7 separate regions of the Homo sapiens genome follow, and regions 1, 2, 3, 4, 5 and 7 are each linked to region 6. A link is a loop called in an ENCODE intact Hi-C map of the cell type or tissue named here. Cell type or tissue: B cell. All regions are shown on one strand. Links, peaks and the distances in the headings refer to the core of each region. The heading gives the core; the rest is flanking DNA. Region 1 holds the start of IL6ST (interleukin 6 cytokine family signal transducer). Region 2 overlaps IL6ST (interleukin 6 cytokine family signal transducer). Region 3 overlaps LOC105378977 (a long non-coding RNA gene). Region 4 overlaps LOC105378977 (a long non-coding RNA gene). Region 5 has its middle 37 kb from the start of ANKRD55. Region 6 overlaps MAP3K1 (mitogen-activated protein kinase kinase kinase 1). Region 7 has its middle 69 kb from the start of LINC01948.

What was found. Peaks named below come from ENCODE experiments on the same cell type or tissue, not always from the same donor. Only the 100,000 strongest peaks of a DNase experiment are listed, where the experiment ranks them.
Region 1: a loop joins it to region 6, with 3 times the contacts of the local background. A loop is called at or near these places in 3 of 110 quality-filtered maps.
Region 2: it touches region 6 in a loop (11-fold over the local background); 29 of 110 quality-filtered maps call a loop at or near these places.
Region 3: it touches region 6 in a loop (2.2-fold over the local background); 3 of 110 quality-filtered maps call a loop at or near these places.
Region 4: a loop joins it to region 6, with 2.4 times the contacts of the local background. A loop is called at or near these places in 3 of 110 quality-filtered maps.
Region 5: a loop joins it to region 6, with 15 times the contacts of the local background. A loop is called at or near these places in 106 of 110 quality-filtered maps.
Region 7: a loop joins it to region 6, with 5 times the contacts of the local background. A loop is called at or near these places in 4 of 110 quality-filtered maps.

The regions. Positions count from the first base shown.
Region 1 is chr5:55,993,301-55,997,835 of GRCh38, forward strand. It overlaps IL6ST (interleukin 6 cytokine family signal transducer), which reads right to left and starts at 1,663. Exons shown (of 17, transcript NM_002184.4): 1 at 1,484-1,663. It overlaps IL6ST-DT (IL6ST divergent transcript), which reads left to right and starts at 1,867. Exons shown (of 2, transcript NR_102755.1): 1 at 1,867-2,254. RefSeq lists cis regulatory regions at 431-2,749, 1,443-2,116, a silencer at 1,394-1,873 and an enhancer at 1,705-2,216. In B cell, for the core only: no CTCF peak of the experiment used is centred there; DNase peaks (open chromatin) are centred at 731, 1,801 and 2,101; H3K4me3 peaks cover 2,526 bases; H3K27ac peaks cover 2,459 bases.
Region 2 is chr5:55,933,659-55,938,193 of GRCh38, forward strand. IL6ST (interleukin 6 cytokine family signal transducer) reads right to left here. Exons shown (of 17, transcript NM_002184.4): 17 at 1,437-4,535. Among named protein-coding and RNA genes, the nearest start is that of IL6ST, 59 kb to the right of the region's middle. In B cell, for the core only: CTCF peaks have their summits at 2,646 (motif pointing right) and 2,846; a DNase peak (open chromatin) is centred at 2,643.
Region 3 is chr5:56,326,727-56,331,261 of GRCh38, forward strand. The region is part of intron 2 of LOC105378977 (a long non-coding RNA gene); the gene reads left to right. Among named protein-coding and RNA genes, the nearest start is that of ANKRD55, 96 kb to the left of the region's middle. In B cell, for the core only: no CTCF peak of the experiment used is centred there; DNase peaks (open chromatin) are centred at 1,245 and 2,295; H3K4me3 peaks cover 1,234 bases; H3K27ac peaks cover 3,960 bases.
Region 4 is chr5:56,312,728-56,317,262 of GRCh38, forward strand. All of the region lies in intron 2 of LOC105378977 (a long non-coding RNA gene), which reads left to right. Among named protein-coding and RNA genes, the nearest start is that of ANKRD55, 82 kb to the left of the region's middle. RefSeq lists a silencer at 1,946-2,085. In B cell, for the core only: CTCF peaks have their summits at 2,040 (motif pointing left) and 2,246; no DNase peak of the experiment used is centred there.
Region 5 is chr5:56,268,399-56,272,933 of GRCh38, forward strand. No RefSeq gene overlaps it. Among named protein-coding and RNA genes, the nearest start is that of ANKRD55, 37 kb to the left of the region's middle. In B cell, for the core only: CTCF peaks have their summits at 1,362 (motif pointing left) and 2,320 (motif pointing right); DNase peaks (open chromatin) are centred at 1,333 and 2,333; H3K4me3 peaks cover 470 bases; H3K27ac peaks cover 2,255 bases.
Region 6 is chr5:56,836,636-56,841,170 of GRCh38, forward strand. All of the region lies in intron 1 of MAP3K1 (mitogen-activated protein kinase kinase kinase 1), which reads left to right. Among named protein-coding and RNA genes, the nearest start is that of MAP3K1, 23 kb to the left of the region's middle. In B cell, for the core only: a CTCF peak has its summit at 2,026 (motif pointing left); DNase peaks (open chromatin) are centred at 1,270, 1,996, 2,427 and 4,146; H3K4me3 peaks cover 660 bases; H3K27ac peaks cover 4,000 bases.
Region 7 is chr5:56,410,473-56,415,007 of GRCh38, forward strand. No RefSeq gene overlaps it. Among named protein-coding and RNA genes, the nearest start is that of LINC01948, 69 kb to the right of the region's middle. In B cell, for the core only: no CTCF peak of the experiment used is centred there; DNase peaks (open chromatin) are centred at 2,699 and 3,799; H3K4me3 peaks cover 2,294 bases; H3K27ac peaks cover 4,000 bases.

The sequences.
Region 1 (4,535 bases), core at 183-4,182, 840 kb before region 6:
GAGTCACACAGATCTAGTTTTCAGCGAGACTCCTGTTTCCTTCTCTATAAAGGGGACATTTTAACACCTACTTCACATGTATTTAACTTTCGCCCTAACACTGAACTGAAGTGCAAAGCCTTGGAAACAAATTTAAATAAATTGAAAATACTGCAATTCACAAATAAGAGTGAGAACAACATTTTTAGTTACGTAAGACTATATTATATTAAATTAGGTGGCAGCAGTATTTATAATAATCTAAATTGCCTGTGAGAAAATTAAACTGGTATTGTCAATACATACTTAAAATAAGAAAAAAATCCCACTACAGTCTGTCCTTTTTGACACTTTCTCCTTCCTGTAATTTTTTTCTTTCACTCAAGATTAAAAACAAACGTTCAAGATTATCCCTAAAGAGAAATAGTTGGAAAGCACAATTTAATAGCAAGTTGGTTCTATAAATGTAATATTTCAGTTCATAGTTCAAAAATACTTCCAAATAGGAATTAACATGAATTTAAGAAATTAACATAATGGCACACAGCTAAACTGATGATCTGAGTCCGTAATTTCAAATTAAGAGTTGTTCCAACTTGAAGCTGGCAGTCATACACAGTTTAAAGGGTTTGTTTACAGCACTGTCAAAAGCAAATACCACAATCTTTCAGAAAATTCACCCTGGCATTCTAATAACTAGTTATTTTAAGGCAGTATAATTGTTGAAATACTTCACAAACTAAGCCAAAATGCGTTTCCTTCTGAAGGCAAAAAAAAAAAAAAAAAAAAAAGGTGACGTCTTATTTTTAACCTGTGATTTTTTTTTTTTTTCAGTTTCGGATTATGAAATAAAATGCTGTTCATCCACTGAAGAACAGACCCTTGCTTCCTGCACTATCTTCAAAAGTTTAGGTCGGAGGAGGTAAAATTTTAAAAACTGATTTGTTCTCCTTGGGATACAGTGAGATGTGGAATTCGTTAGGAATGATAATTATTAATAGAAAAGATCAAAAGAAGGAAAGAAACGTTAATAGTGTTTATAAGCATTGTGAACTTTCAACAAAGCTGAAACGTTACGATTTCAAGATGAAAAAACGGCTTTGGGGAAGGGAAATCCACCTCGAGAATGAAGACAAGTGCGGAGCGAATAGAATTTCAGGGGAGATGAAAAGGGGATTGGGAAAAACGTGGGATCTGGTAACAAAAAGGGGGGTTTGTTCTTGAAGGGCGTTCTGCGGGGCGGGCGTTAAGAGGGGTGCGTGCGTGCGCCTGGGTGAAGTTTGTACTCAGGGCTGCGATAATCGAGGTGACAAAGTTGTGGAAGTAGAATTCGGAGGTCCGGGAGCAGGAAGGGGAAGGAATGTGGGGATTTCCAGGCTGGGCTGACAAGTTCCGGGCGCTGCTCTCAGGGGGAAGGGAGGTCTCCTCGAGTGCCAGATAGCCCGTCCGAAACCACCGACACTCTAACTCCAGCTACGCGACCCAGCACCCGGCCCCTCCTCACCTCAGGCCGCGCCGCCTCGACCCTCCGCGTCTCCACAGCGCACGAACCCCTTGGCGCCAGGCTGGGCCAGACCCGTCGGCCTGGCAGGCGCGGCCCCCGGTTCAGCTGCGCCGGGGCGGCCCAGCGCGACTCCGCGGGCCTTTTGGCTGCTCGCCCCGGCTCCGGAACACTGTCAGATCCTTCTCCGCAGAGGTAGCGCGCCACCCCAGTCCCGCGGCGGGGCGGGGCGCTCCCCAATCCCGCCCAGCTGCGCCCCCGGCCGGCCAACGCTGCGCCCCGCCCCCTACCGGGACCTAGGCGCTGATTGGCCCCTGAGAGACCCTTTGCGCCCAGGCATTGGTCCAGTGGCCGCCTGTCGACGAGGGGGCGGGACTCCGAGGGGTAGCGATTCCCGTAACGCGGCTCTTCGCGTCCCGGATTCCGGTGGCTGCGTCCGCGTCGCCTCTCCCAGACTAGATCGAAGGGTTCCCCCCACCTCCCCTCTGTGGGCGGAAAGAGCGGAATGTTCCATTTTTCTGTGGAATAACGGGGTCATGAACTGGAGCCCGGGTGCTGCCCGCCGCCCGCTGCCCCCGCCCTCCCTTCTCGCCAGGGCGCCTGCGGCCTCTCTTCGCGGCCTTCCCCGAGGGACTCAGAGCCGCGAGGGACCGCCTAGCTCCCTTGGGGATGGGGAAGGCGTGGGAGCCTCTTGGGGAAAGTGAAGAGCTCGGTGGCCGTGACTCCGCACGAGACTGCGGCAGATTGTGGCGGCGGCTTCTCTCCAAGACTTACGTAAACGAGCCTTGCCACAGTACTTTTTTAAATTAGTAAATGAGTTTGGGTGCGATTGATCAGTGAGCCCCAGAGGTGGTGGCCCACCAAGCGACTAGTGTTTCTTTGCGGTTTGTACCTCCCCGTTTATGATAAAAAATACCGGGTAAAAACCTATTCATCCCGCCTCCGCCCCCCCCTTTCCCTCAGAAAATGGACCTCAAGGCTCATGATGTTTGTTTCTCCCCAAAGGAAGATGAGAATCTTGAGTTAAAAGATAAGGCATGTGCGTGCGTGCGTGTGGGGTGTGTGCGTGGGTGTCTGTAAAAGTAAACACCCAAAGGTAGAGGTTTTTGTGGAAGAATGAGAGGATATAGGAAGGAAATAATGGTTTAATGAACTTAAATTATATCCATAAATTAACAATTATAAAGTTCTTCATTATATTGAGGATTCAGATAGAGTAAAACATAGATCGAATTTTAATCTCTTAGTTGTTGATCAGATAATTTATAAAAGGGCAAAGTGGGCCTGCTAACGGAGTCGCAGGCAAAGTAGATGGTGCTGCAGCTGATGTGTTCAGCTCTTGCTCCTCCCTGTCATCCTATATCTAACCTATAGATTGTGACCAGATTCTGTTCTAGCTTTGCCATTTAGAGGGGTGTTTATTTTAAAACAAATTTTTATAAAAATTTGTTAAATTGAAAATTTTGTATAGATCCAGGAAACTTGATTTTTTTGTTGTTGTTCACAGTCTCACTCTGTCACCCAGGCTGGAGTGCAGTGGCTGGATCATGCTCACCGCACGTTCAAATTCCTGGGCTCTAGCGATCCTCCCACCTCAACCTCCCAAGTATCTCAGACTACAGGTGCCCCTACAATACCTGGCCAATTTTTAAAATTTTTGGAGAGACAAGATTTTGGTATGCTGACCCGGCTGGTCTTGAACTGCTGGCAACAAACGATCCTCCGGCCTTAGTGGCCTCCCAAAGTGCTGAGATAACAGGTGTGATGCAAAGATGTATTTAGGGGAGATGTATAGTGGTTAAATGTACCCTCTGGTTCTAGATTGCCTAGGTTTAAATGCTGATGCCTCTATTTCTCATCTCTGTGACCTTGGGCAAGTCTTTTCAAATTTCTTCATCTGCAAAATGAGAATAACAATACCAACCTAACAGGATTGTTGCAAGGATTAAATGAGTTAAAATACATACAGTGTTTGGCACATAGTAGGTGCTCTGTAAGTATCAGCTATAATCATTATTGAATGTCTACTCGGTCAACACTTCTGAAATATTTTAGTATCACAACATATATTAAAAATGATGATATTTTGCTGGACGGGGAAGGGCAGGTACACAGAAGTGGATTGATATGTCACAACACACCAGCCTGCCTTGGCACCATTAGGAAAACAAATGACTGAGTTAGTGCTTTTATGGGTGTCTTTTTATTGGCTCAGCTCAGGTCCTGCTCCCAAGAAACTCACATTTTATGGGAGTAGTTAAAGTCTGAGGCCAAAAGGATGAATCAATATTGGAGAAGTATTTTTCAGAGCAACAGGACGGAAGACCTCTGCTGTGCTGGAATTACATGACTTTGCAGATACCTCTGTAGAGTATTGGCCTTGAAATTACGAATTTCAGATTAAGGATTTGTTACTAGAAAGCCTTGTCAAAATGCAAAGGTAAGTAGGGGAAAGTAGTATATTAATGGAGAACTCTCCATTTGTGTCCTGTGACCATTTGAGATTTTAGATATGTCAAGAGCAGGCCGGGTGCAGTGGCTCACACCTGTAATCCCAGCATTTTGGGAGGCTGAGGCAGGCGGATCACTTGAGGCCAGGAATTCAAGACCAGCCTGGTGAAACCCCAACTCTATTAAAAATACAAAGATTAGCCAGGCATGGTGGTGGGTGCCTGTAATCCCAGTTACTTGGGAGGCTGAGGCACGAGAATCACTTGAACCCAGGAGGCAGAGGTTGCAGTGAGCTGAGATCCTGCCACTGCACTCCAGCCTGGGTGACAGAGCAAAACTCCTTCTCAAAAAAAAAAAAAAAAAAAAAAAGAGATTGAGGAAACTGTACAGTGAGAAAGTAACATGAAGGCACCAAAATTACAATTACTTGGGAGTAAGTGAGCAAAGCTTAGGAAATTGTGCCATGGAACAAAGGTGATAAATGTCAAAGACAAACTTTGCCTGCATTTCTAATTCCCTAAATCTGGTGCTGACTAGGATATCCCTTTACTTCCTTGTCTGTGCCCAGTTATGTTTCTGAAATTCTGTGTCAGCCCTGGAATTA
Region 2 (4,535 bases), core at 366-4,365, 900 kb before region 6:
GAACCACCTGGGGTAGGACCGTGGTCTGAGCACCCAGGAAAAGCCCCTGCCGGAGATCCTCCTGTCACTAGTTGCCATGGGCTAGATTCCACCATTAGAGGAGTCTTTCTTTGGCCAAAAGAATGAGACTCCAGGGGTCGTGTGAGGGTGCATTCTCAGGAAAGTGGGACACATTGACCTCTTTTGCAGGGGTTGCTCTATAGGGTCAGAGCAAATGTATGTGCTAGTAGGGGTGGGGAGCCAGCCTCGGAGTAAACCTTGAGGGCATAAGGAGAAGTACTGCTCTGGGCTCGAGGCTCAGTTAGGACACTTCAAGGTAGGCAATTGCAGGGGGCTGCTTGAGGGCACAAGGTGCCCCATATTCACAAATAAGGGTGGTGGGGAGGGAGATGAGGGGAAGAGAAACTCAGAAGAGTTTGAAGGGCCTGGGAAGCAGGTGTGCATTCTCCTTAAGCTAGCCTGGGCATGACGTCATCAAGAATTTTGCTTAAGTGGTTGGGTACAATTGGTGTACACATCAAAGAATGCGGACTTTGGATCAGGTTGGAGTTGGAACTCCACTGTTTGTCAACCACATGACCCCGGGCAAGTTATTCAACCTCTTGGAGGCTGCATTTGTAAATGGTGCTGGTATTTACCTCATAAGTTTCTAGGATTTCATAACCCACAGTAAACACTTCATAGATGGCATATATTTGCTCACCTTTGGACACCCTGCTCCGGCATGTGGCCCCCAGCAGGTGATCAGAAAGGTCTGCCGGTTCATTTGAAGAGGAGCGGCCCCTCACCCCCAGCAGCAATGTCTAGTCTCGATTCTGACCGTGGCAGTTAAAAGTTTCTTGGAGGTCCTTTCCTAGGCACTGATGCTGGCTGGGTAGCCCTGGTGTTCGTATGTCTAGATTGAACAACTGGCAAAATCCACACTGACTTTGACCTGAAGAGTGGCTGACTTTTCATTCTCAGAACGCTTATGCAGAATTATGGTTTCTATTGTCAGAATCTCAGTGCCTTTTTATTTAAATATTCCCCTTCATGCCATTCCTTTAAAAGCATTATCCCTCTCATAAAGCTTATAGAGCCTATTTCCAAGAATTTTCTATAAATTCATTTAAAAGCTATCATTAGTCAACAGGCTGCTTCTGACTACAGGCAAGACTGCAGGGAAAACCTTTTCCTACGGGGAAGGGACCCAGATGTATACTTAATAGTTGTGTCTTGGACCTGTTACTAAGTGAAGATTGTTCTAGGAAAGTAGGCCTGGACTGAGGTATTAGATTTCTAATCAACAGGCTGGTCTCATTCAGAGTTTGAACCAGCACTCTGGGGGAGAAACCACTTGTGGCCGTTGAATTACTCTGGCTAGCCTGTCTCAGAAAGACCATCCACAGCCAGGGCTAATGAGACAGTTGAAGAAAGAGAAATACTTTACCTGAGGGTTTTGGTTTTTTTTTGGCTTTTATTTTTGTGTGTGTGGATTACCACCATATAGCTCACCATGTTATCCCAGAAAGACTACAATTTCATACAGAATGCACAGATGTTTAAATAAAAAGCCATTTAAGTGAGGGGATAATTCTCACTAAAAAAAGCTCAAAAATAAGAAATGACAATTCTAGATACACTTTTTTGACATGTAAAATGACATAACCATAGTCACAGGGAATAAAGAATCAGGTTTGAATGTCCACAGGTTTCTAAAACTAAGCTCTGGCTTCGTATCTGTTGAAAATCTTTAGCGGTTGGGGAAAATAGCTATATTTAAAAACAAATATTGAATTTTGAGTTGAAAGGTACATTTTCCTCCCTTGATGGAGACAGAACTTTTCTATGGAGAACCCAAGCAGCCTTTCCATGATCTTACTAAGTTGTCCAAGAGCCAACCCCGATCAGCAGCAACAGGACTCAAGCTGTTCACCCTGCTTTCGAGTTGGCTGAGCTTCCTGCTGCTTTCACACATTCTTCTTTTTCTACCTCAGTTCCTCTTTGCTTGTAGTCTTTCACTCCATTAACTTGCCCAAGCACTGGACTTAAGTATGGAAGAGCCTATACGCAGTTGTAATATATTTCGTATTTTGAAAGTGTAGAAGTTTGTATTAATTTAAAAAGAAAAAGCTTAAATGGAAAGTTAAGCAATCCTGAACAAGAAAACTCTCTCACTGCCTTTGGGCTAGAGAAAGAGTATGCTCTCAAGGAGTTACATAATCTTTTCCAAAGCAGGATGGACTGTATCTATCATACACATTAGGATAAGATGAGCCACCACACCTTAAAGAAATCAGGCTTGAGCCTATACAAGCCATAACCAAATAGAAGATTTTAAACAAAGGAGCACATAGCCCAAAGCTGACATGTTATTTCTATAAACTCTGGTATATATGTGAAGGAGTTACTGTTGGCTGGCTTGTGGGTTTTTTGACTCACTACATTTTTTTAGACAAAATCACAATGTGAAGGCACATTAATAGTTGAGATTTTCTTTTCCTTCCAGGTGGACTTGCTGACTGATTAGTTTCATATACTACTTAGTAACCTCAAGAAGTAGCAGGAGGATGCCATGTATCAATCTTGAACTTCAAGTCTCACTGCAACAAGGATGGAGACTCCAGCAGAGTGCAGGGTGGGCACAGACAGGCCACAAGATGGCGCAGCACCTCCATACTTGGGCTCTTGACAACCAAGTAGGTTTTTTTTTTTTTTTTTTTTTTTAATGTCCACTAGGAGGGAGGATGCTACGATTTCAGACCTCAGCTATTAAATAGTAAATCTGGAAAACTAGTGGATAAATTTGCCATCTCCATTCTATGTTATTAAGACCAAGATAGTGTACTGGTTTTCTTTTAAATCACATTCCATTATGTCATTTAAAATGTCACAAAACCCACACGAAGCATCTCATTTACACTAAGATGCTTATTTAGCTAACACCACTAATGATAAATGCTGTTACAAATATGCATAGTCAGATGATAGTAACCACATACAGAAAAAAAATTTGAACAAGTATTTATTTCTTAAAATTTACTTAAGGGATTAGAGCTAATATATAATAGAACATTTAATATAACATTTGGAGTTATGTCAACATAAAAATAGCTGTGGTTACAATTAGCACATGCAATTCACTGCAAAGGTAAAAATACATGCTATACTCTAGACAAGCCTTCCAAATGAAGTTAGAGTAGATGGGGTAAAACAGCAAGTGAACATGAAAGGATTGCACTTAGAAGAAAGTGGGACATAGCTAGGATATAAAAGAAACATACCTAATGCTAGTCAGTCACTGCATTGTCCTACTAGCAAATTGCACATTTATTTTTAGAGTATATTCAATACACATACATATTGAGACTAGAGAATTTTCAAATATCTACCTTTGAAATATCCCTTTGTTTCTAACACATCACATTATGGTATTAATGTAACAGCACTTAAAACCTGTAGTTATCATTCAAAGCTTGTGTTCAAGAGATAAAAGAACATCATTCAGACAAAGCCTGTGTTCAAGAAATAAAAAAAACATCTATCACTATCGGCCTTAAATGCATCTCATCACACGACCCATCAACTTTAATGAAATGGGTAATGAAGTTAAACTAACCAGTTTGTACAAACTATTGACTGAGAAAAAGCCCTTAAAAATTTAGGAACAAATGAGCAACAGAAGAGCTCACCCTGAGCTGCCACCTTTTAATTTTTAATGCAATGTATATGAGAATATCATGCTAATGCACATACTAGTAGCATGTATGATGGAAAAAAATAGGTTAATGCAAAAGATAATACGCTTGGCTTTGTAAAGTTTTGTTTTGACTTACATCATCTGAATTCTGTTTATCGAGTCTGAAAAGGAACTGCTGCCAAGGACCAGTCCAAAGAAGAATTAGGCTGTAAGACTGCTAGTTCATACCTTCTTTGAAATCAATGACAATGTCCAATTTTAGGCTAATCCTAAAACACTTGCCATTTTATGACTCCATATTCTTTTAATTTACAGAAAAGTACAAATTTTTTAGAAAGTAATCTTATCAGCACAATATAATCTAACAATACCTGTAATAGAAAGCTATCCCAGTAAATTTTTTTTGAACAATTGAACTTTTGTCTTATGCAGCTTATAACTTTGTTATTTTATTCATCTCAACAAAATAAAACTTTATTGAAACAAAAGTGTATGGTTTAGGAATATGCTCTTAATAACAACTGAGCAAAATTAGAATGATGTGGACTATAACAGAATGAAGGAAGATCTCTCCTGCTTGATGTACTTGGTCAATATATGTTAGTAAACAGAAATATTTTAGGGAATTCTATGATTATTCTACTTCTACATTTACATGTCATGGTTTTAACTAGTTAAATGGGTAGAAAAAAGACATCTTTAATAATTGATTTCTATTTCTCAAACTAGATGCTCTACTTTAAATATGAGCTTTAATGAATGTTTTGTAACATTTTAAAGTTGTAACATTTCTAAGTATACTCCACTAACTTCACAATAAGAGCTAGGGTCACTGGATGACTTCATGTGGTAAAAT
Region 3 (4,535 bases), core at 397-4,396, 510 kb before region 6:
GCACTGTGTCCCCCACCAAAGTACTGTGAAGATTAAATGGAAAGACACGCTCATGGACTTGCTATACTGACAAGTTGTATTTGATGCTGAGCTCTCTTTACCTATCCTTGGGTGACAGCTCCCTCACTGCCTGGAAGAGGATATGGGCACCATAAACACACCTAGAGGGAGTGTGGGCATGCTTCTGCCACCTCCTTCACCAGCATGGTGTGAGGCTGAGGGTGAGGGCTGGGTGTGGAGAGCCCAAGGCCACTGGGAGACAGGACAGGGAGGGAAGTTTAACAAGACTGTGCTTTGCCATGGGTTCAGTCATCTCATGAGCTGAGGCTTGGGGTCCCAAGGCTGACTTCTCAAGAAACATTTGGTCTAAGAGCAGAAAGGCGGAAAGGTCTGTCCCTATTAGCCCTTGTCCTCTGCATGATCAGAAGCCAGGGACCACCCGTGAAGGTGTGAGTAGAAGTTCATTTTCCTGCTGACCTTTCAATCCAGAGCCTTTGGGTGATGATGGCTCTGAAAGGTGGTAATTAGTGCTAATCGAGGTGATGGTTTTGTGAAGCTGACACCTATCCATTAGGAAATGGACTGAGGCCAAGGGACCAGCCACCCCACCAGGGGACAAAAAGCTAAAAAATCAATGCGTGGCCAAACTCTGCACAATTAGTGTGCTCCTCCAACCATGCTTTAGTGCACAAAGGGAACCCTTGCAAGGATAGAAAATGGGAGCTCCAAGGTTGAATGCCACCCTAAGCCTAGGAATAGAGACATAAACAATGACAAGGAAGAAGAGACACAGTGGGAGAGAGAAGAGGAATGGCGGGAGGGCAACTCGGTGTGCTTTTATGAGGGACAGAATACACTCGGGCAGCTGAGAATAGCACGCAGTAAGCCAAGGGCACTCACTCATCTACATTCAGTATAAAGCGATTTCCTGATTTTTCATGAGTTATGCCGCTTGCATTCTATCAAATTTGTTTCCTGTTCCTTTACTCCAGTGAGTCTCTGCAGGTACCCAGAATTCTGCTAAAATTTGGCATCATCAAGGAACAAAACCTTCACTCATGTTATTGCGATAACTTTATAACTTCTCTTTTCCTTATGCCCCATCCAAACCATCCTCTACACTTAAGCACAAGTGAATTTTTAAAAACACAAATCTGAAAGTGTAACTCCCCTGCCTAAACCTTCCACTGGCTTGCTATTGCTGTTGTACTTAAGATAAAACCTCAAGTCTGCCACATGGTCTGGCTGTTGCCGACCTCCCCAGGCACTCTGCGTGCCGCTCTCCCCACCACTCTCCGCCCTCCTTTCCACCCTCTGTTCTGGCTATGAGTCTTCAAGTAAGTCATTCATTCATGTACATATAGTATAAGTATGTATGTATGTAGACATATACGGAAGCAGATAACCAAGTTAGATATCCGTTTGACTAGAAAGCTCTTTCCCCTGTAATGTGTATGCCTAACTGCAATTTTTTGTTCTTCTGACACACACAGAAGCCTTCTCAGACTCTCTCCCTTTAATTATGTTCCCCTTATTAATTTTTCATAATTCTCATAACATTATTTTCACCTTAATAGCTCTTACTACAAATTATATGTGTGTGTATGATTCATGTGTATATATATATATTCATATTAAAAGATCAATTAGTGTTAGCTTTTAAACTAATGTAAGAGTCTTTAGAAACAGGCAAACAGATTAGAAACACTTTTCTTCCTTTTTTACTTCCTTCCTTTTCTTTTTTCCTTCTCTTTGCTTTGTTCTTTTCTCTTTTTTTTTTTAAATACAGGCATAAATATAGAAGGGAGGATCATATATATGTGTGTGTGTGTGTGTGTGTGTGTGTGTGTGTGTATATATATATATATATGTATATGAATCATAGTTTGCCTTTTTGCTCCTCCACTAAATTGTTAGCTCTAAGAAGTGGGACATGTATGCTTTGTTCTCTGCAGTAAATTCAGTTCCCCAACCCCAGATATTCTGGGATTTGATTGGTCAGGGGTGGGGTGGGGTCTGAGCACCGGCCTTTACTGAAAGTTCCTCACATGGTTCTCATGTACAGCCAAGTGGAGACCTGTTTATCTAACCCACCTTCATCATTTTAAGAAGGAAGGAGCTGAGGCCCAGAGAGGTCACCTGACTTGGTCAAGGTCTCTTGGAGCTGGCTATAAGCAGATTGAGACAAGGACTCAGTTCTTTTAGGGCCTGGTCTCTTTGCACACTATAATGTCCCTTCACTTAAGTTGGAGAAGCTTTATCACTGAGTAGAGAGAGGTTTCTTTCATATTTTTGCATTCTTGGAGGATGACTAACTCATGCTTGTTAGCCTGGGACTTTCCAGGTTTTAGCGCTTTAGGTCCTGTGGGTCTCAGGTAAAGGAAACAAAAATATGCCACTCCAAAATATACTTCTTTGGTATATTTTGATATGACTATTCACAGGAACTGCAAACCACAGGAAAAGCTTTGAAAAGCTGTCTTTTGGGGAGGCGGGGAGATTTGCATCTGTAGAGGAAATCTACATTAGTGAAATGAAGTTAACAGCAGACACAAACAGGGTTTTATAAGGCCTCCCTTATCCAGACCTAGGAAAGATTAAATCACAGGAAAGAGGGACTAAAGTTCTGACACTTCAAAAGGTCTGACAGATAAAGTTTTACCACATAAGAGCAGGATACTGTCTGTTCTTTCCGAGGGCTGCTATCCATGGGGCTCTATCTGCATAACAAGATAGCCTTTGCTCACCATGCCTTTTCTCCCCTCTTCCTCCAATAACTTGTCTTGCCATGCCCCAAGCCTCTATTCCTTGCTGTATGGTATATAACCTTCAGCCATCTGGCTTTCCATTGAGTCTCATACTTTGTGTGTGGCTTCTGTGTCCATATGCACATTAATAAAATTTGTACACTTTTTTTTCCCTGTGAATCTGCCTATTGTTAGTTTGTTTTATAGACTCAAATTATTTAAACTTCAGAAGCAAGAGCGAAGGAAATTCTCTTCATCCCTACCCAGGCAAGCTGAGATGGTTGACATCACTGTTTGCACAATCACTAAGTCCAGGTTAGGAAAGAGAAGCAATGCCATACGGTGATTGAAACCCAAATTCTAAAGCTAGACTCACCTAGGTTTGAACCGTGACTTGTCAATTAGATGATGACCTCAGGCAAGCTTCAGTTTCTTTATGTGTAAGAAGGGAGAAATAATGTTGTATGCCTTAAACAGTTGTTGTGAAGATGAAATTAGCTAATATTTGTAAAGCACTTAGCACAAAACATTGTTCATAGTAAAAGATCAATTATGGTTAGCTTTTAAATTGATGTAAGAGTCTTTAGAAATGGATAAAATGATAGATATACTTTTCTCCCTTTTTTCTTTCCTTCCTTTTTCTCTTTCCTTCTCTTTGTTCTTTTTTCTTTTTAAAATGCAGGTGTAAATATAGAAGGGAGATGTGTTTCTGAAGGTCTAGCAATTGCTAGAGCACTAAAATACCTCTTTTTTTTTTTTTTTAACCAGCGCTCATTACTGTCTGTCAACTCTAAATGCCACCCAGACATTTCTAGGTAGTGCAATTTTGCCCTGCCAAGTGAAAGCATTTCATGACGCTCAATCATTAGGCAGCTATTTAAAACAATTTTCTTTCAGAGCTTCTCCTTCCCTTGGGCATTCATGCTGAAGACTCTGTCAAAGTGCCTATTTCCTGGAATCTGGCTATAGCAGACTTCCCAGAGGTTGGTACACCAGACTAATCATTTTTCTAAGGCAGCACTGGAGCCCTCAGGATACCAGTTGAATCTGATCCACATGGTAGCTCTGGGAACACAAAATGCTAATGATGTGGAACTTAGGCCACTGGTATTTATTCTATTGTTGTTTGCTTATTTATTTATTATCCGTGCAGGCCAACCAAAAGATAAATTTGGGACCAACCTCAAACAAGGTAATTGGAGTGTTCATTCAGTAGTCTTAGCTTACTTGTACTGGCCATCTTTATGTCTTTAGTGAGTCCATATTAGAAATGACGGTGTCTTTTTAGAAGGATGAACTAAGCAGAAATGTAGAAAAATCAGAATTTTTGAGATTCAACTTTGAAGACAACCTCCTCCAATTCCTTGGAGAGTATTTTGCTCATTTAATACTTGGTTACATTGTAACATTTTGCAACCCACCAGGAAATCACTCTAACAGTAACTGCTCGTCAAACAGTGACAAGAGGATTTGGGGAAGGCAAACAGCTGCAGATTCAGATGTGGGAGGGAGGTGGGCAGATGATGGGGGAATGAATCTTGAGTGTCCACATGCCAGGGAGAGGCTCAGCCAGGAATGACACTCCAGGGTGACTGACAGTCAATGAAACTTGCCATTCTAATCAGCAATAAAAAGGAATGAGCTGTTGCTATACACACAACAGGGATGGATATTAAAATAAATGTGCTGAGAGAAAGAAGCCAGACCAAAAAAAAAAAATAGTGCCTACTGCCTTTCATTTATATACAATGCTAGAAAATGGAAACTATTTCACTGTGACAGAAAGCA
Region 4 (4,535 bases), core at 164-4,163, 520 kb before region 6:
TCACCACGTGGAAAATTCTCTCAGCCTTTACCCATAATTTGTCTTTCTTCTTTTTGTTTTCTGGAGGGTAAAATGTAGTTTCAACTGAGAGATCAAACAAAGATACCCTAAATGGAAGCACTCTGTATAGAAGGAAGCTCAAGATTGCAATTAAAATGTTGGCAGCATCATTGGAAGGCAGAGAAACTATCACCTTGGAACAAAGATTGGGCTAAAATAATCCAGAATGAGGAAAATTGTTTAAAAGAATTATCTACACCATGAAGAAATTCATCAGCATTTTGTGTAAAAGATGGAAGGTCAGAAGTAACGTACCTTTCATTTATACTGTGTTCAGATGTAGCATTTCTCAATGGGTATGTTATTGATAATTAGGCAGTACTGTGTTATATACAATTTTTCCACATTGGCAGCCACCTCGCATCCCCAGCACCTCCTCCAAAGTGCCAGCAGCACTCTCAGTCATGGTAAAACTAAAAAAGTCCTGAGAAACGCTGCTCTAATGTTTCAGAGTGCATGTGAATAAGTTATTTCCTTTAATCAGCATAATGATTCAAAATATTTGTAACATTTTCACTCTTCAGATGATGAACTGAGACCGAAAATGAATTGCTGGCTTTTTCACCTGTCTAGTGAAGGGTGCTGCTGGGCCTCAAATTCGAATAGACTGATTCCTAATTCAGTTCCTTCTCTAAAACATTGTGCTATCTTTCAATGGAGGCAGAGATTTATACTTGATTTCATCAACTAATATATATATGCACCTGAACTTTTGTTGTTATTTATATTCTAGCTATGTTCTAAGGAACATAGATTTTGTTAAACAGAACACACTTTGTTTCGCTGAGGGCCTTGATGGACACTTAGCGGTAGGAGCTAAGGGGAACTGGGCTAATTTGTCTGATAGAGGGAGAAGGTCATGGAGCTCCCAGGGAAAATAAGGAAGGAAGAGAGGACAGGACAGAGAGCCTAGAGGTAGAGGACCTTGGGAAGCCTGGAACTATGTAACATGACCCACCCACATACTCTCACTCTGCATCCCAAGGTATTACTTGTACAAAGTATTACTCAAGAAATGCTTAAAGTGTGAATTGTTTTGTATAAAATGACAAAGGGCTGAGTATTACACCTGGGTTGAGAGAGGCTGATACAGAGCCAGTACATATGGACCCAGGAGCCAGAGGCAGGAGGGATTATGAGTGCAAGTTTCCTGACAATTAGAAAGAATCAAAGGCAGGGATGTTCACAGGTGTAGAATTGGTGGATTCACCCAGACATCTGAGACTGTGGAAGCACTAGCTCACATCTGGGTCACAGGCAACTCAAATGAAGGTTGAAATACTGCAATGCTGCTGGGCTCTACAATATTTTCCAGGAATTGTAGTCAGGAGAACTGATTTATGTCAAAGAAAACCAAGCTTGAAATATTTGAAGTGACTGATGATTTACTTCCTAATCTGATGAAGACCATAGAGGAATTCTCTGGATAGAGTTAAATTGATGAGTGAGGGACATGATGTAGACCCAGAAATAAACACCTGGAAGGAATATGCAGCCAGCGGCCCCAGAACTGTTGCTTCCATAAGCATGGAGAGGCTTATGGGTGGTCATTCTCTGTAATAAACATTGGATGGTTCCGTAACTCCAGATTCCATGAAAATGACAAAATGACAGAAAAGGACTGAATCCATATATGGAAAGAGGACCAAATCTTAAGCATAATTATTATCTAGTTATGATTGCTATACACTGGGATTCTCATATAAACATCCAGTGTGTTCACAATAGGAACCTGGTGAAACCTGGCTTGGATTCCTTTGGCCACATCACTCTGTTCATGTTTCAAATGAGTCTGCTCTGGTTTGTTGCTTTCTTGGATTCAAAGCCTTCTTACTGTTAGGAAAATGTTCCTTATCTTTGCCTGTGCCGTAATCTTTATGTGAGAAACAGGAGATGGTGTCCCCGGATGCATGCACAGCCCTGCCGCTGAGAATCTCACTGAGACTTGTGCCTGAGTGCTTCCCCCTAGGGGTTCTCTGTGACATTGCCCTGCAGCCGCAGGCAGGGTGCTCATCTGCTAGGCCACGGGGTCCTTCAAGGATCCCAAAGTTCCAAACCGTCCTGAGAGGAGAATAAAAGAAAGACCATTACTGATGCCAGATTTTTGTGTTGGCTTCTTCTACTCTGATACTTCCACAGGAAGTCTCTCAATTCCTCCTCACAGTCCTAATTATCTTGTCCAACCTTTTGCCCTAAGGCAGGCTTGGGGCTGACATATCCCAGACACAATTAGTCGGTGGTTGACTCTCATTCAAATAATAATAATAAATCAGAATGACATTGGGTTCTTTGAGGATGAACTTGATAGGCATGAAATCTCAAACAAAATCCTGCGGGTATGAATCCCGGTTCCTCTCCCCGACCCCTGGGCTGAGATTGCCTGTCCCAGCCAGCACAGAAGGAGGGGACACTCTATCTGGCTTCCACTCTTCCCTCAGTGGCCCTGGGTTTCCACTGCAACCAGTTTAGAATCCAATATTTTACAAGAAGATGCCACAGAAGGAGCACAGCTACTGCTTAGACAGGCAACTCTCAGGTTTCCAGAATTTAAATGGGTTCAGAAATTATCCTACAAGTCACAGTTAAAGGGTGTTCAGGGACAAGTATAAGGCCCACCAAATAGTTCCTTCATTAAGGGACATTTACAGAATGCAATCGGAGTCCCAAAATTCAAAGAAAAACCCCACAACCTTAAGCTAACCATCTTTAGCTTAATTCTCTATATGAAAACATGAATTTGAAATTTGCATGGCATGGCATTCTACCCAAGCCAATCGTTTTGGCAAATATAAAAATTTCCTGGTAAATATTAATAGGCTCCAACCATCGGAAGTGAGGAAGTGTTGGGGGAGTCAGTATATTCCTTCCTTCACAACCTGGCTACCAGGAGTCATATTACAATGAAAAGAGGTTTTAGAAAATATTCTGACAATACCTAGACATTTATTCACAAAAAGTCTCAAAAACAGTCTTAAACATGGCATGTAGCTAGGAAAGTCCCAGTCTTTATCCTTGGGCCCTCTTTTACCTTTGAGTCGTCTGTTCAGCATTCCCCATAAAAGGCTTAGTTGAATTTAGGACAAGCATATTCTGATGGCAGGTGTGTCCAGTTTTGTACAGGGTCAGGTACAGGGTGCTGTGTGAAGTGGAGGACGTAGAAGCAACTTGGGGGTCTAGACTGCAAGCTTGCACCATTTGTATTCAGAAAGCTGGGCTTGCCAATGCTTATGCTTCATTCAGGTAAGGGCAGAGTTTCTGGTATAACACCCCTAACCAACCATCTGGTTTGATTACTACTCACCTCACCAATTAGAAACTATTTTAAATATCCATTATGTTAGTAAGCCTCCTGGCATGGGTTTAGTTAATTATATTTAAATGCTAAGTGGACCATCTTAGAAGATGTTGACTCTGGCTAGGGTGCTTCATTTGAGTTAACCAACTCCAGCAGTAGTTAACTGCTGGATCCCCCAAACAGGGTATTTTAAATTCTAGCCTCCCCTCTTGGAGGATAGATTAGAGTTAACTTGTATATACAACTACATCACAATGTCTCAACTGAAAAATTTTATTTATTTATTTTTCTATTAAACCAACCAATCAGCAGCAAACGGAAGAATTTTAAAATGAAATACCACACAGACAATATAGCACTTGAGACAGTGAAGACTGCACAAAGCAAGATAGAGTCAGAAGCAAGATAACAGCCTTAATGAGCTGACTTCCTGCTTTGTCTTCAGGAGCGTGAATCTTACTTGCCTCAGTAGATGCTGAGTTCCATGTAATGGCAGGCTCTCTTTGCTGAGATGGATTTATTGTACAAGAAATAAAGCTTCATTGAGCTCTTTCTAAAACTTTCTATTTTAGAGCCTAGAATTTCACTGGCCCAAGTGTACCTAGAATAAATCAGATAACTGTATTCGGAGCTTTCAGAACCTTCAAAAGAAAATTTGTGGCAAGAGCCACAGAAGTGAGTCTGCTCCTCTATCTAAGTCTGTATCTCCACTCTCCTCTGTTGTGCTGAAAGGTAATAAAACTCTAGTAGTGAAACATCTAAGGGTGAAGAAGCATATTTCAAATGTGTTATCAACGCAGGAGCAGAAAGCCAAATACTGCATGTTCTCACTTACAAGTGGGAGCTAAATATTGGGTATTCATAGACTAAAGATGGCAACAATAGAAAATGGAGGCTACTAGAATGAGGAGGGAGGGGGGCAAGAGTTGAAAAACTATTGGGCATTATGCTTAGTACCTGGGTGATGGGATCAGTCATACCCCAAACTTCAGCATCATGCAATATACCCAGCTAACAAACCTGCACGTGTACCCCTTGGATCTAAAATAAAAGTTGAAATTATATTAAAAAGGCATATTATCAAAATTCTATTCATCAATGGAAAAATGGCAGACAACAACTGGTGAATCCCTGCTGAAAGATAAGCCTTTACTAGTATTTTAGGCATTCTCACTAACTT
Region 5 (4,535 bases), core at 341-4,340, 570 kb before region 6:
GGGGTTTTGCCGTGTTGTCCAGGCTGGTCTCAAACTCCTGAGCTCAAGTGATTTGCCTGCCTCAGCCTCCCAAAGAGCTAAGGTTATAGGTGTGGGCCACTGTGCCTGATTATAATATACATTTTATTAAAACAAAGAGTTCATATCCTTTTTAAAGTTTATTTTTTTTTACTGTAAGTTCTGGGGTACATGTGTAGAATGTGCAGGTTTGTTACATAGGTACACACGTGCCATGGTGGTTTGCTACACCCATCAGCCTGTCATCTACATTAGGTATTTGTCCTAATGCTATCCCTCCCCTAGTCCCCCACCCCCCGCAACAGGCTCCAGTATGTTATGTTCCCCTCCCTGTGTCCATGTGTTCTCATTGTTCAACTCCCACTTATGAGTGAGAACATGAAAGTGTTTGGTTTTCTGTTCCTGTGTTAGTTTCCTGAGAATGATGGTTTCCAGCTTCATCCATGTCCCTGCAAAGGACATGAACTCATCCTTTTTTATGGCTGCATAGTATTCCATGGTGTCTATGTCCATTCTATCCATTCTTTATCCAGTCTATCATTGATGGGCATTTGGGTTGGTTCCAAGACTTTGCTATTGTGAGTAGGGCTGCAATAAACATACGCATGCATGTGTCTTCATAGTAGAATGATTTATAATCCTTTGGGTATATACCCAGTAACGGGATTACTGGGTCAAATGGTATTTCTGGTTCTAGATCCTTGAGGAATCACCACACTGTCTTCCACAGTGGTTGAACTAAATTACACTCCCACCAACAGTGTAAAAGCATTCCTATTTCTCCACATGCTCTCCAGCATCTGTTGCAAAACAAACAGTTTATTTCCTATACAATTTGCTCATTGTCTATAACATTGGGAAATAAAGGAGAAAAGTGTGACAAGTGACTAAATAATTTCAGTGATGACTAGGACATTTGTGAAGTTTATCAGCCAACAAAACATAATAAAATTGAGTTGGTCCCTAGTCTCCCAAATATCCCCTCTCTGCAGCTCTGGAGGGCTGTGACGTCAACGAGGAATAATGGCTCGCGTCCACGGTTCTGGTTGTTTTCTCCTTCAGTTTTCACAATTCTTTTTTTTTTTTTTTTTTTTTAAGTGCTAACCTGCTTTCTTTCTCTCTGCCAGGGGTGGATGTGATTACAAAGCTCTTCTCAGCCTCAGGTAAAGATTATTGTTACCTGTGGTCCTGAGAGACCTGGCTCTATTTCTCAAACCTTTTGTATGTGTGCTGGGAAACCCTAGGGTTAAATGTCACTTCTCTAGAGAGCTGGGGGAACTTTCACCACCACAAAGTGGCCTAATCCCACGCTCTGTCTGAGGGTTTCTCTGGAGTCCCTCTGCTGGCCATGAGAAACAAGAGCAGAAAGCAGTTCTTTAGAATAAGAAACCCAGAATTTTGTATTTGAAAGTGATACATAGAGATGTAGAGAGGCAAGACTTTTCCTGCTCAGCAAAGGGAAGTCACACTCAGGTTATGATCTAAAGCAGTGAGACTAGGTGCAAAATCAAAATTAATTTAATACAGGGTACTGGAAAAAAATAATTCCTTTGAGGAATAACTGGAATGTACAACTAATGTTTGGTTTTTAGAACAAGGCTGGAAGGCATGTTCCTTACCCACAAATACTCCGCCTTTCCCCCAGGTTGCTTTGGTCTGGTCTAATTCATGAGTCAGATTACCAAGGTATCATACAAATAGACAGACGCCATACAGATACCAAACTGAACCGATGGAATCAGACACTTGAGTGTGCGCAATTGATGCAGCACTCTGATTACGGACTGGGCTTTGTGGTCCATTGGCCCTGGGTTTCATTAACTGTCCAGGCTCCCTCCAGAGACTCAGGGCATGTTTTGTTGCTGTGGGTGGTGCTCTTGCTCTATCAAAGGGACCGCAAGAGAGTATGCGCTTCAGATGATGACCAGTATAGGTGCTGAAGGACTTCTTATACAAAAAGAAGCAGCTCCTGGTGTTTGTCACCAAAAGGATGAGAAAAAGAGAAATGAAAATCAACCACATATGCAACAATGTCATATCTTCTCGACTCATTTTCTGATCAAACGAAAATGAAAATAAAATCCATGCACTATACAATGACTTAGAAATATCTACCAGCCCAGAGAAGTAGATAAAGAGTGAAAATATTTCAAAGGAGATGGATGAGAAATAGATGGCACTTGGTGGAAAGTCCTGACAATACAGCAAAGGAGAAACTGGTCACTTGTGTTTAGGAAAGGGCAATGTACTGAGGGGCCTTGGCCATCCCTGAGGTGCAATGCATGACAGCAGCCAGTGGGGGTCAGAGGTGCTCCATGGCTTAGAGCGCCTTTAACCCTCAGCCTGCAAATCCTGCGCACAGGAGACCAGCTGGACCTCCTTTGGAGCTGGTACTTCCCTCCAGGCAGAGCAGAACTGTGAAAACATAGGAGGTGGTTGATCTCATATGCTTTACCACAAGCGCACTTTTGACTTCAAGACAGTTTGCTGATTTTATTTTTTCTTTCACTTATTCTCTTCCCGTTTCTCTTGTTCCCAGCAAAAACCTCTCTGTTGATCATGGATACAGGACAGTCATCTCTCTGAGTTAAGCATGTGAACACCCAAAATCAAGGACTATAGCCTGTTTCCTGAACCCTTATCTCTCTAGGGTACAGAACTTTTTTTAAGTCACTGGCAGTTTGGAGACAATGCTTAAGTGGGTGGGTGGTTCTGGTTGGTTTATAGGTACACACGGGCATCCGGGCTGGAGGTGGCTCACACAAGCTCATGAGAGCCAGTTGTGTAATCTCTTCCCTGCCCCTAGTTAAGTGATGTCATGTTGGTAGCTTGATGTTGGCCATGGTGGGAGTATTTATGCTACAAAAATGGCCATTTACTGCAAATCAGGACTACCCCTCTCCCTGCAGCACCCCAGAAAGCTGGTTGTTAAATACAATGAGTACACCAATGGCCCCAGGGCAGGTTTAAGAGTCAGAGAAGGTATAAATTGCTGGTCAGGCCTGGTGGCTCATGCCTATAATCCCAACAGTTTGGGAGAGTGAGGTGGGAGGATCACTTGAGCCCAGGAGTTTGAGACCAGTCTGGGCAACATAGTGGGACCCCATCTCTACAAAAAAATTGGCTGGGTGTGGTGGCACACACCGGCTACTAGGGAGGCTGAGGCAGGAAGATCACTTGAGCCCTTGAGGTTGCAGTGAGCCATGATTGTGCCACTGCACTCCAGCCTGAGTGACAGAGCAAGACCCTGTCTCAAAAAAAAAAAAAAAAATTACTTAGCCTCATGTATGTTCATGTTCAGGCCACAATGCATCTAGTGAAAAGAAAAAGGAGCAGTGTTTGATTAGCTGAGAGGATCTTCCAGTATGAACCATTCCAGAAACTATAGTCAACAATCCTTTAAAGATGCCTTTCCTATTAAGGGCAAGCAAGAAATTAAATAAAATTTTTGTTTGTAATTTTTAACAGTTGAATTGCAGTACTAAGTGGCTCATGAAGCCATGCAACATCTTTTTCCTTTCAATTTTGAGCCTTAGGAAAAATGTGAGCTTTCTTAGAAAGCTTGTAACATCAGATTTATCGTTTTTATGAAGCAAAAATCCAGAATAAAAACAGTGGCCACCAGGAACCATTGAACAATACATGTTTGCTCATGTCATGTTCATGTACAACTCATGGATTTAAAGGCATAAAGTTAGCTTTTCTCAGAGAAAACACTCTATCACATTCATGGATTAACTTTCACCCTGGCCAGTCTATCAAAATTACTGGAAGACACACACATTCAAGGAGTTTGCTGTATTATAACATTTGCAACACTTTCTGCAAAGGAAATAGGTTTAAGTCATTAGATCACAATATATATTTTTATCATTAATGAAATGTTTTCAGATAGATTATCGGCCCCATGGGGTTTCTGGCCATGCAAGGAAGATGGCTAAATGGGGGTGCTAGCTCTCTGGGCTTGGGAGATGGAGTAAAAGCAGTGGGCAGGAGGGCTGAGGAAATAAGTCATTATAATGAGGCGGTGGGAGCCAGGTTTCTCACTGCAAGAAAAGAGTAATAAACATAGGAAAGAAGAAAGCTAGAATGAACGCTGTGGTCTATGGGATTAGGATGAGAAGTTTTGGTGTAAATTTAGAGTTTGCACTATGTGGGGTTGGATAAAGAAACAAAACGTTGATATACATTTCTGTGAGTCTGTGCATACACTTTATATCTTCATGTGTGCGTATGTATACACATTCACACATGTACACAAATACATACATTTCCTAGCTTTGTACTAGAGAGAGCTTGGGAGTAGTGAAATCCAATAACAAAGATCCTACCTAGAATTTAGTTTCTAAATATTATACTATTTTTCCATGAATATGGACCAGAATTCCTTGGAGAAATGGCCGATCTCACAGGTGGACCAGGAAAAATATGCCAAGTTTAAAATATCTTGTTGTGCCAGAAGGTAAGAAAGTAATCAAATAATGATGGCAACATAGAGGACATGGGACAGCCGGAAG
Region 6 (4,535 bases), core at 302-4,301:
ACTCCCTAAACAGTTTATTGAAGTTTTGTCTTGTGTATGTGACTGTCATATTATGATGGCAGAGTTGTTGAGAACAGCTGCTTCAGCCTATTGTCAAACATTTTGGCCCTATCCATCCAGCATACTTCTTTTAGGGGACTGAAGGAAAGGGACCCAGGAGTGTCTGTGCAGACTGTCATCCTAGTAATGCTTACTTGGAACAGTGAACACAATCGATTCAAGTCTCAAGTCTTTTGATTTACCTTAATCCATTTGAATTTTGTATTTTAGCCACCTTTGTATCTTTGACATAAAACCATCACAGGGTACTCCTCTCAGAAATCTTGGAATAAAATTGACACTCTAGAAAACAGATGCTCCATTTTTTATGCTTATGCTGTGGTTTTAAATGTATCCTGCCAGCAGTATCCCCCCACCTTAAGCTAGGAGAATCTAGGTGTGAGAAATTTGGATTCGGAATTCCAGCACTGCCCCCCAGACATGCCCATTCACTGACCCCCTGAGCTAGTTCCCTTTCTTCCTCTTGGGTTGCTTCCCTAATAGGATGCACTTCATGGCTTTTGCATCTCCCCTCCCAGCCACAAGATCTTTGAATCTCTGAGGGTTTTCTTCAAGGCATTTTATTCCTACTTACCACAGGAAAAATTAACAGCCATTAACAAAATTATAGACATGGGTAAGTTCCTAAGTTAGGTTTTCACTGAAATATATATGAGTCTAGACTCATGGTTCTTAGCTTCTTTACTGACCATCTCTTAGTCTTTTCCTGGGGTTGAAAGCTGTCATTTTTCCCAAGAGTGGTGTGGGAGCTCTTCCCTCTTTCTGCAGTGCCCCAGGACTAACAGTGGATACTTGGCATACACAAAGGCCTCAGTGAAGCTTATTTACATCTTGGAGATCTTTCTGGCGTAGAAGTTCATATTGGAAAGGCATTGCTTCCTCACAGCTTCCTATGTACAAATACTGGGCATTTGGGAGTCTGGATGAAAGATGAGTAAGACAAAGGCTTTGTTCTCAAGTAAAAGTCCAAGGGGAAAAGATTAATCCATTATTTTATTAAGTACATATTTATTGACTACCACCCTTGTGCCAGGCTTTCTGCTGGGGCAGGAGACATAAGCTTGAGACCCATTTCCGTCCTCACGGATCTCAAAGTCAAGAGTGGGAAACAGATAAGAGGCCATTATAGCAGTGCTCTTTGCTGAGTGAGGACTGAGGAAGATTTCTTCACACTGAGTTTTAGGGGACGTGGCCAGTGGGGGAGGCTGAAGGCAGCACCTGGGATGGTTTCTCCAAGGGGACCCTAGAGCTTCAGTTAATGAGGTGAACCCTACAGAGTACTGACACCAGGAAATATGCCTAAGGAAAACTAGATAAACTAGGGTTTTATTTTTATTTTTTGCTTCTTCTGTATGCTAGGCAAACTCACATTTTATTAGCTGTCAGTCTGTTTTCATTTTTCAGTTTAAAAGTTTTCAGGTTGATAACTTTGGTCCGGTATCAGTCAGAGTGATGATGAATTGAGTCAAAGCTGTTGTTTTAAAAAGAATATTCATATGCATGCCTATGAAAAAGAGCTGTCTTGTTTTAAAATGGAGTAATACAATTTGTGTTACAAGTACAGTTCTTTGCCCCATTTCCATTCAAATTGTCATTTATATCTGAAATCATTAAAATTAGAAAACAGTTATGATGAATGTCTTTTGAAGCATATAGCAGGAAAAGTCATAAGTCAAAACCTGCCAGTTTAAAGTAAATGCAATTATTTGGTTCTATGAAATTGTAGCTTTTGCTATAGTGAAAAGAAATTGGCATATTTATGAACAACTCCAGGATCTCATTGAAATGAGGAAGACATTATTTAGGAAGACAGTAATGATTCAGACTATATTTAGGACAGGATGTTAGAGTTAATGTGCCTTCTCTTTCAAGTGATTAGTGGGCAGATGACATCTTTGGTATTAATGATTGCCTGAGTTAACATTTTTAAGGAAAGAGTGCCACCTACTGAATGAAGAGCTTTTGTTTTCTTCCATTCAATTCGAAGAATCTTGTTTCACTTTGAATCCTTAGTGGGTGGCATTTGCTGGGCAGTGATCCCGTCTTCCAGTGGATTGACTAGGGTAGCTAGGATTCTTAGAGGGAGTTTATGCCCCCAAAACCAGGTGTAGAAACAAAACCTAAGCATAAACATGATTCAGCACTTGGCAAGTCTCAAAACCTTACCATCATGTTAATGTACTCACTGGCCCAGAAGGTTTTTTGTTTTGTTTTGTTTTGAGCTAGGAGCAAATGGCTGGGAGGAAATGAACTATTCCAAAAAATAATTGAAGGGGATTGAAGAGCATATGACATTGGTCGAGATCTTCTGGGGAGACTTCGTTTTCCTAGGGAATAATATTAGTGCAGAGATTGCTTGATCACAACTTGGCCATAGGTCAGTGGAGGGATTCCTGAGGTCAAGTTGCGAATCCAAAGGCCTACTTCAGAGTAATCCATATGGTGCTCTTTTTGTAGTTCCTAACAATAGTATCTCATTAGTGAAAGGTTGAGTACATGAACAGCAGCAAACACACCAGTATCCGAATTAAAGGACATCATTTGAGAATTTCGCATAGTCATTATTTTTAGTATATTGGGACATTTTTGATGTTGTGGCTTAATTGACTACTAGGCATCAGCCATCTCCAGCTTTTTCCACTTGTCGATTGGATTATGCAAGTCATGAGTGGTATTTAAAAGAGGTGGACTGTATGCTAAATTGATTTATCCTTGCTTATGTGTACAGATTAATGGTATAATCCATGAGGGGTGATAGATTAAGATCCTGAAGTGAAAAAATACATATATAGTGTCAGGTATATTAACCAATGGTTAGTTGCCTTTTATTTTTCCAGTGTAAAGTATAGCAGATCCTTCAATAATGTCATTTAGTTGAACATTTTGGACAATTTTGCTAAAAAGTTGATGAGGATAAAAATCTCTTCTGGCAGAGGCTACTGTCTGTATGGAGTTTGCATACTCCCCCCATCTCTGGGTGGATTTTCTCTCAGTACTCTGGTTTCCCCCTGACACCCCAAAGATGTGCACGTTAGGTTCATTGTCATGTCTGCAAGGACCCAGACTGAGAGAATGTGGGTGTTTGTTAATGCACCCTGCAACGGGATGACATCCTACCCAGGGCTAGTTCAAGTCTGGCACCCTGAATTGTTGGGACAGGCTCTGGCCACCTGTGACCCTGAACTGGAATAAGTGGGTAAATAATCATCTTATTAATGTTTCTTAAATGTATGTTACAGCTCACATTTTTTCAGTGTTTAGTGTTAGAAGTGTTTGGGGTCTCTAGAAGTTTGGTGATGTTTTTGTGACCAGAAATATGCCATAGAAACTTTCCCACTTGTTTACATCAATTGGCCTATGGTAAAGTTGGTTTTAAAGTCAAAGTTTCTCTTATTGTGTAACTTGCCATTGACATCTACTCATGTTACTTAAATAAGCGTTTTGTTTGTTTGTTTGTTTTTTGTTTTTTTGAGATGGAGCCTTGCTCTGTCACCCAGGCCGGAGTACAGTGCCCTGATCTCGGCTCACTGCAACCTCCGCCTCCCAAGTTCAAACGATTCTCCTGCCTCAGCCTCCCAGTTAGCCGGGATTACAGGCACATGCCACCACACCTGGCTAATTTTTGTATTTTTAGTAGAGGCAGGGTTTCACCATGTTGGCCAGGCTGGTCTTGAACTCCAGACTTGAGGTGTTCTACCCGCCTCGGCCTCCTAAAGTGCTGGGATTACAGGCATGAGCCACTGCGTCCAGCCAAATAATGAGTATTAATTGGCTGAATAGCAAGTATTCTCTGAAAACATTATTTAATAATACAAAACTTGTAAATATTTTAGCAATAACTGTGTTTTCAGATTTGCACTCAGAAAACTAGTATGACTTTTAATATTGTATCCCAGCTTTTCTCCTTTTAAAAAACAGAAAACCCTAACTTCTGTAACTTGACTGAGATTAAGCGTATCTGATACCATTATTCCAGATTATGAGAAAAGTCAGCTGTGTGGCTACAGAGAGCTCTGGCCTGAAGTAGTTATTAATAGAATTCACATTGGGACGTAAAAACAACTGGAACTGAAACTTGGTCTGAGAGCCGCCATGTTTCATGTCTCATTTCAGGCTACTACTTTGCATCTTTTTGACTTACAGCACTTAAATATGCAAATGCAAAATTGTTAAGGTTTTTTTTTTTTTTTTTTAAAGATGGAGTCTTGTTCTGTCTGTCACCCAGGCTGGAGTGCAGTGGCACGTTCTCAGCTCACTGTAACCTCCGCTTCCCGAGTTCAAGCGATTCTCCTGCCTCAGCCTCCTGAGTAGCTGGGATTACAGGCATGCACCACCACGCCCAGCTAATTTGTGTGTGTGTTTAGTAGAGATGGGGTTTTGCCATATTGGCTGGGCAAGGTGTTTCACACCTGTAATCCCAGCCCTTTGGGAGGCCAAGGCAGGCAGATCATCTGAGGTCAAAATTGTTAAGCCTT
Region 7 (4,535 bases), core at 270-4,269, 430 kb before region 6:
GTTCCCAAAACATATTTTTTTAAACTACTGAGAACAATAAAGCATCTAGATTTTCATTTTGTTATAGTATAATGGCCCAGGTGACTTTTCCCCTCAGACCTACTGTCCTGACCTGTTTGCTTCCTCAGTTTACACCACACTCTCTCCTTACTTCCTGACCCTTTAATTATATCCTCCTTTTAGCCCCCGTCTCATGACTACAGAGGGACTTGGGGAGATGGGCAGTCGGTGCTTGGCCAGAGGCAGAACTGAACCTGGCTTGCAGGTGGGTGCCCGCTCGCCTCCCAGCTTGCTGAGCATGGTGGGAAATGTGAGGAGGCCTGGAACCTGGCCTTGACTTCAAGGATCCTGAAACTTGGGTTAGGAAATGGTTTGTGCACACGTGAAGTTTCCCAACCATACATGACAGAATATGAGTGCTATAGAGGACACCAGCATAACAAGGGCATGCCATTGCCTGCCCGACTCCACATACTGTGTCTGGCAATCTTGTTGCCACTATTTCTCCATGTTTGGATCACATGTATTCAGTTTTTAGTGATTTTTAATTGAGGACCTACCTATGTACCCTATATTGTTCCAGGGGTCATGGGATGCATTTTATTGGCGACACCTTACCATTCAGCCTGCCTGGAAGTGTGCACAGGGCTGACTTCAACCAATTAAAATGTCAACTTTATAGAAATGAGCTTAAAGGATCAGGAGAAGTCCTCTTTACATCACTAAGTAACTGAATAATGTGCTTCCTCTGTGCCATTTTAAAAAATCATCATGCCTTCAATCCTAACATTGGAACTGTATTTTCAGACAGTCACGTGGACATTTTTACGCTTGCTGATTTTTATCTAATTTTAAATGATTTTGAAATATTTCCTCGGAGTATAGGTTCTTTCCTAGAAGTTTATAAGTGTGAGTTCTACGGTAAAATTGAGGGGAAAAAACCCATCATTTTAATTTAAAAAAACCAAACCTACAGATTTTTTGTTTTTTTTTAAAAGCATTTTCCTTGCATGAATTAGGAACATTTCAGACTCAATTATTTCTACTTTTTAAAAATTTTAAACTGATTTTTGGAATAAAGGGAACTAATCAGTGTTTTAGCCACATCTTTGCTTCAAGGCAATATAATTAATCAGATTGCTATTTTAAGTCAGCCTGGGTGCTGCGTTGCCAGCTTTATAGTTTGAGGGGCTTAGGAAATATTTTCTAAGGACTTTGTACATACATAATAATGTCAGACCAAAAGAAAAAAATCAATGCATGGGTTAAAAACCGCATATTTATCCCATTTTATATGGTGAAATTTGTCTATTATATCATTTAACAGAAAACCATGAAGCCTCTCACACTATTTTGGAGAGTATAGCATTGACTAAAGCGAGGTTGAAATGAATTAAAACTGAGAGACAGAGAGAGAGAGATTTAAAAATATTTTATTCATTAATTCATTCACTCACTTATTTGCTTATTCATTAAACATGACTAAGGGCTCATTAACACATTAGTAGGTGCTATAAAGCAGAGTATGACATTTCTCTCAAGCTCTTGAGATCCCTTTTAAGCTACCCTTCCTCCTTTCTCACATTCTGGCTGACTCTCCTTCTAGGATAAGTGGATCTCTACTGCAACTCTGCACAGCCACGCCTAACCTCCTCCAGACACTCTCTACCTCTATGCCTTTGCTTCATTATTTTTCTGCTCACTTGTCCAAACCTCATCCTTCTTTTCCTAATAGCTCAACTCAGGCCTAGCTTCAAAAAAATAAGCAATTTGTATTGAGCTCCAATATAGAGCTATGAGGGTTCTTATATATAAAGAAGTACAAGATGCAACCAGGACTGTACAAACCCTGCTATCCTGCTTAGGAGTTGTGAGCCATGCTTCAAGCTTAGAGGATGTTGGCAACATATGGCATGTGTGTAATACCAGACAACTGATTCCTACCATGAGTGCTATAGGAGGTTGTGGGATGGAAAACCACTGGAAGCTTCTTAGGAAACTGAGATTTAAAATTTGAAAATAAGATCTGGGTGGCTGTGAAAAAGGGACAAGACATTCCCAGTGGGTATGAAAAGCTACCAACTCCAAGAAGGCCCAACCCAGTGGGTACCAATTACTTGCCCCCTAATGCACACATCTTGAGTTTAAACTTTGTCTCACAAGCTTAACTTGTATGCAGGCTCTTTAGCAGTGGCTTAAAAAAACAAAGGTGGGGCAGTGTTTCTGGTTTTTCTATTTTTCTCCATCCTATTTTATTTTAAGCTCCTCATAAAGAGACTCATATCTGATCTCTAGTTCAAGTTGTCCGGGTGTGCCCTGCCTCGTAGACAGACTGTGAAAGAATTAGCAGATTATAAGAATTTAAGCCCTTGTGGATATATCTGTGACAATGAGGCCAGGTGCTGGTGTGAACTGAAAAAGAAAGAGATGAGAGAGACCTGTCACTGGGCTTTGTCCACAAAAAGTGTGCGAAAAAATACGAAATCATTAAGTATTGATTTATACTGGTTATACTGCAGTATGAATGCAACCATAAAATCCAGGGGAACAGTGAAACAAAGCCAAAATATGAGTGAGGATAAGCATGGTAATTCAGAGGAAGTAGGCTGCTTGGGTCCCCGGTGGTGGGGAAATGAGTGGATGGGAGAAGCACTGGGTTGAGGAGGGTGCTGGGTGAGGCTGGGGCTTCTCTGGCTGCAAATGACGTGAGCACTGTCATGTCAGGAGACCTGAGACAGCAGCAAACTGTGAGAGGGGCTGGGCTCAGCTTGCTGTTTAGTTTCACATCCGCTGACTTTAAGTATTAATATCTGCATTTAGGCAGTAACTGTGAAGTAAGGGAATTCTTGATCAAGCTTTCCTATTTATGTTGTCCTTATCCCGACTCTCTCCCGTGACAATACAAATGCCAGCTAAGCCAGATTAATAAAGATGGGAACACTGGACTCTTCCTGGAGAATTCTGGGTTTTTCTGCATGTTTTTCTAAGATCCATTAAGAAGAGTTATCCAAATCTTGAAAATAAAGAAAAAAGATGAATGCATACCTTTTAATCTGCTTGCCCAAAAGTCATCTGATATTCTAGGGGGAGGTAACATTGTGTGTCTTACTAATTAGGACCCAGACTCTGTAAAGTTTGATGTTATCCCATAGAAAATGTTACATTGCTAAAGACATCTGTCCAGAAAAAAAAAGGGTAACCCCGATGGTTATGGCTTTATTGCCCTGTAGGACATTAACCAGTTTGGTGTCTAACTTTGCACTCTTATTTCAGAATTACTTCCAATGACTATCCACGTGATGGTTGTCATACTCTTCTTTATTCCAGCTTTGTCATTCTGCTTCTTCTCTCGTTGAGTTAAATAAATCTTTGACATCTGCTCACTATATGTTTTATGAGAGTTAAGTTTTTAACTTAAAAATAATTATACTTTGACAAATCTTAGAAGTCGACTTGGTGTAATAGGTTTAATTTGCTGATTAACAAAGATGGCTTATGATGTATCTTTGTTAATATTAAGAACCTGAAAATCTTGCAATTAGCATTCATAATTTTATACAGTGTATTTTATACACTTCTCTGCATAAGAACACTGATAAGAAATAACTAAGAGGAACCGGCATTTTGTAAACCATTGAGTGAGTTTTGAATAAGGTTAGCGACAGAACCAAATAATTTTTTAATTTGCAAGAAATGTTCTGCTACTCTGCAGAACTGTTCTTCCCTGCACCCATCTAATTGTGAAATTCTTGCAAGGCTTCAAGTCAGGAAGCATTTCAAATAGAAAGAGGAACTTTAAAAAATGTGCCCCTGGGGAAAGATTTTCCCCCTTCTCCTCCCCGAAAAGGACTCATAATTCATTTCAGCTGCTTTGTATTTTCATGGCATCATTTTTTTAAATAGCAATAGAAAATTGAGACTTTATGGGAGAGGCATCAAATATAGGGCTAAATGTTATTTTGTCTTGGTAAGGCCTAGCACAGGATTTTATTAGCTGCTGATATTTTGTGGGAATCCTGAAATATCTAAATTAATTGTCTTCTTTAAACATTTTTTTTTTTTTCTGAGACAGGGTCTTGCTCTGTCTTCCAAGCTGGAGTGCAGTGGTGTGATCATGGCTTACTGCAGCTTTGACCTCCTAGGCTCAGATGATCCTCTGGCCTCAGTCTCCTGAGTAGCTGGGACCAGAGGCATGCACCATTACACTCAGCTACATTTTAAAATATTTTTTGTAGAAACATGTTTTTGCTATGTTGCCCAGGCTGATTTTGAACTCCTGAGCTAAAGCAATCCTACCACCTAGGATTTTCAAAGTGCTGGGATTACAGGCATGAGCCACTATGCCACCGCGCCAGTACATGGATCTCTGTACTTGCCTGGGCAAGGGGGTGAGAATCTGTCTCTACAAAAAAAGTTTTTAAAAATTAGCTGGATGCAGTAGCACACACCTGTAGTTCCAACTACTCAGGAGGCTGAGGAAGGAGGATCCCTACAGCCCAGGAGCTCGAGGCTACAGTGAGCTATGATTATGCCAC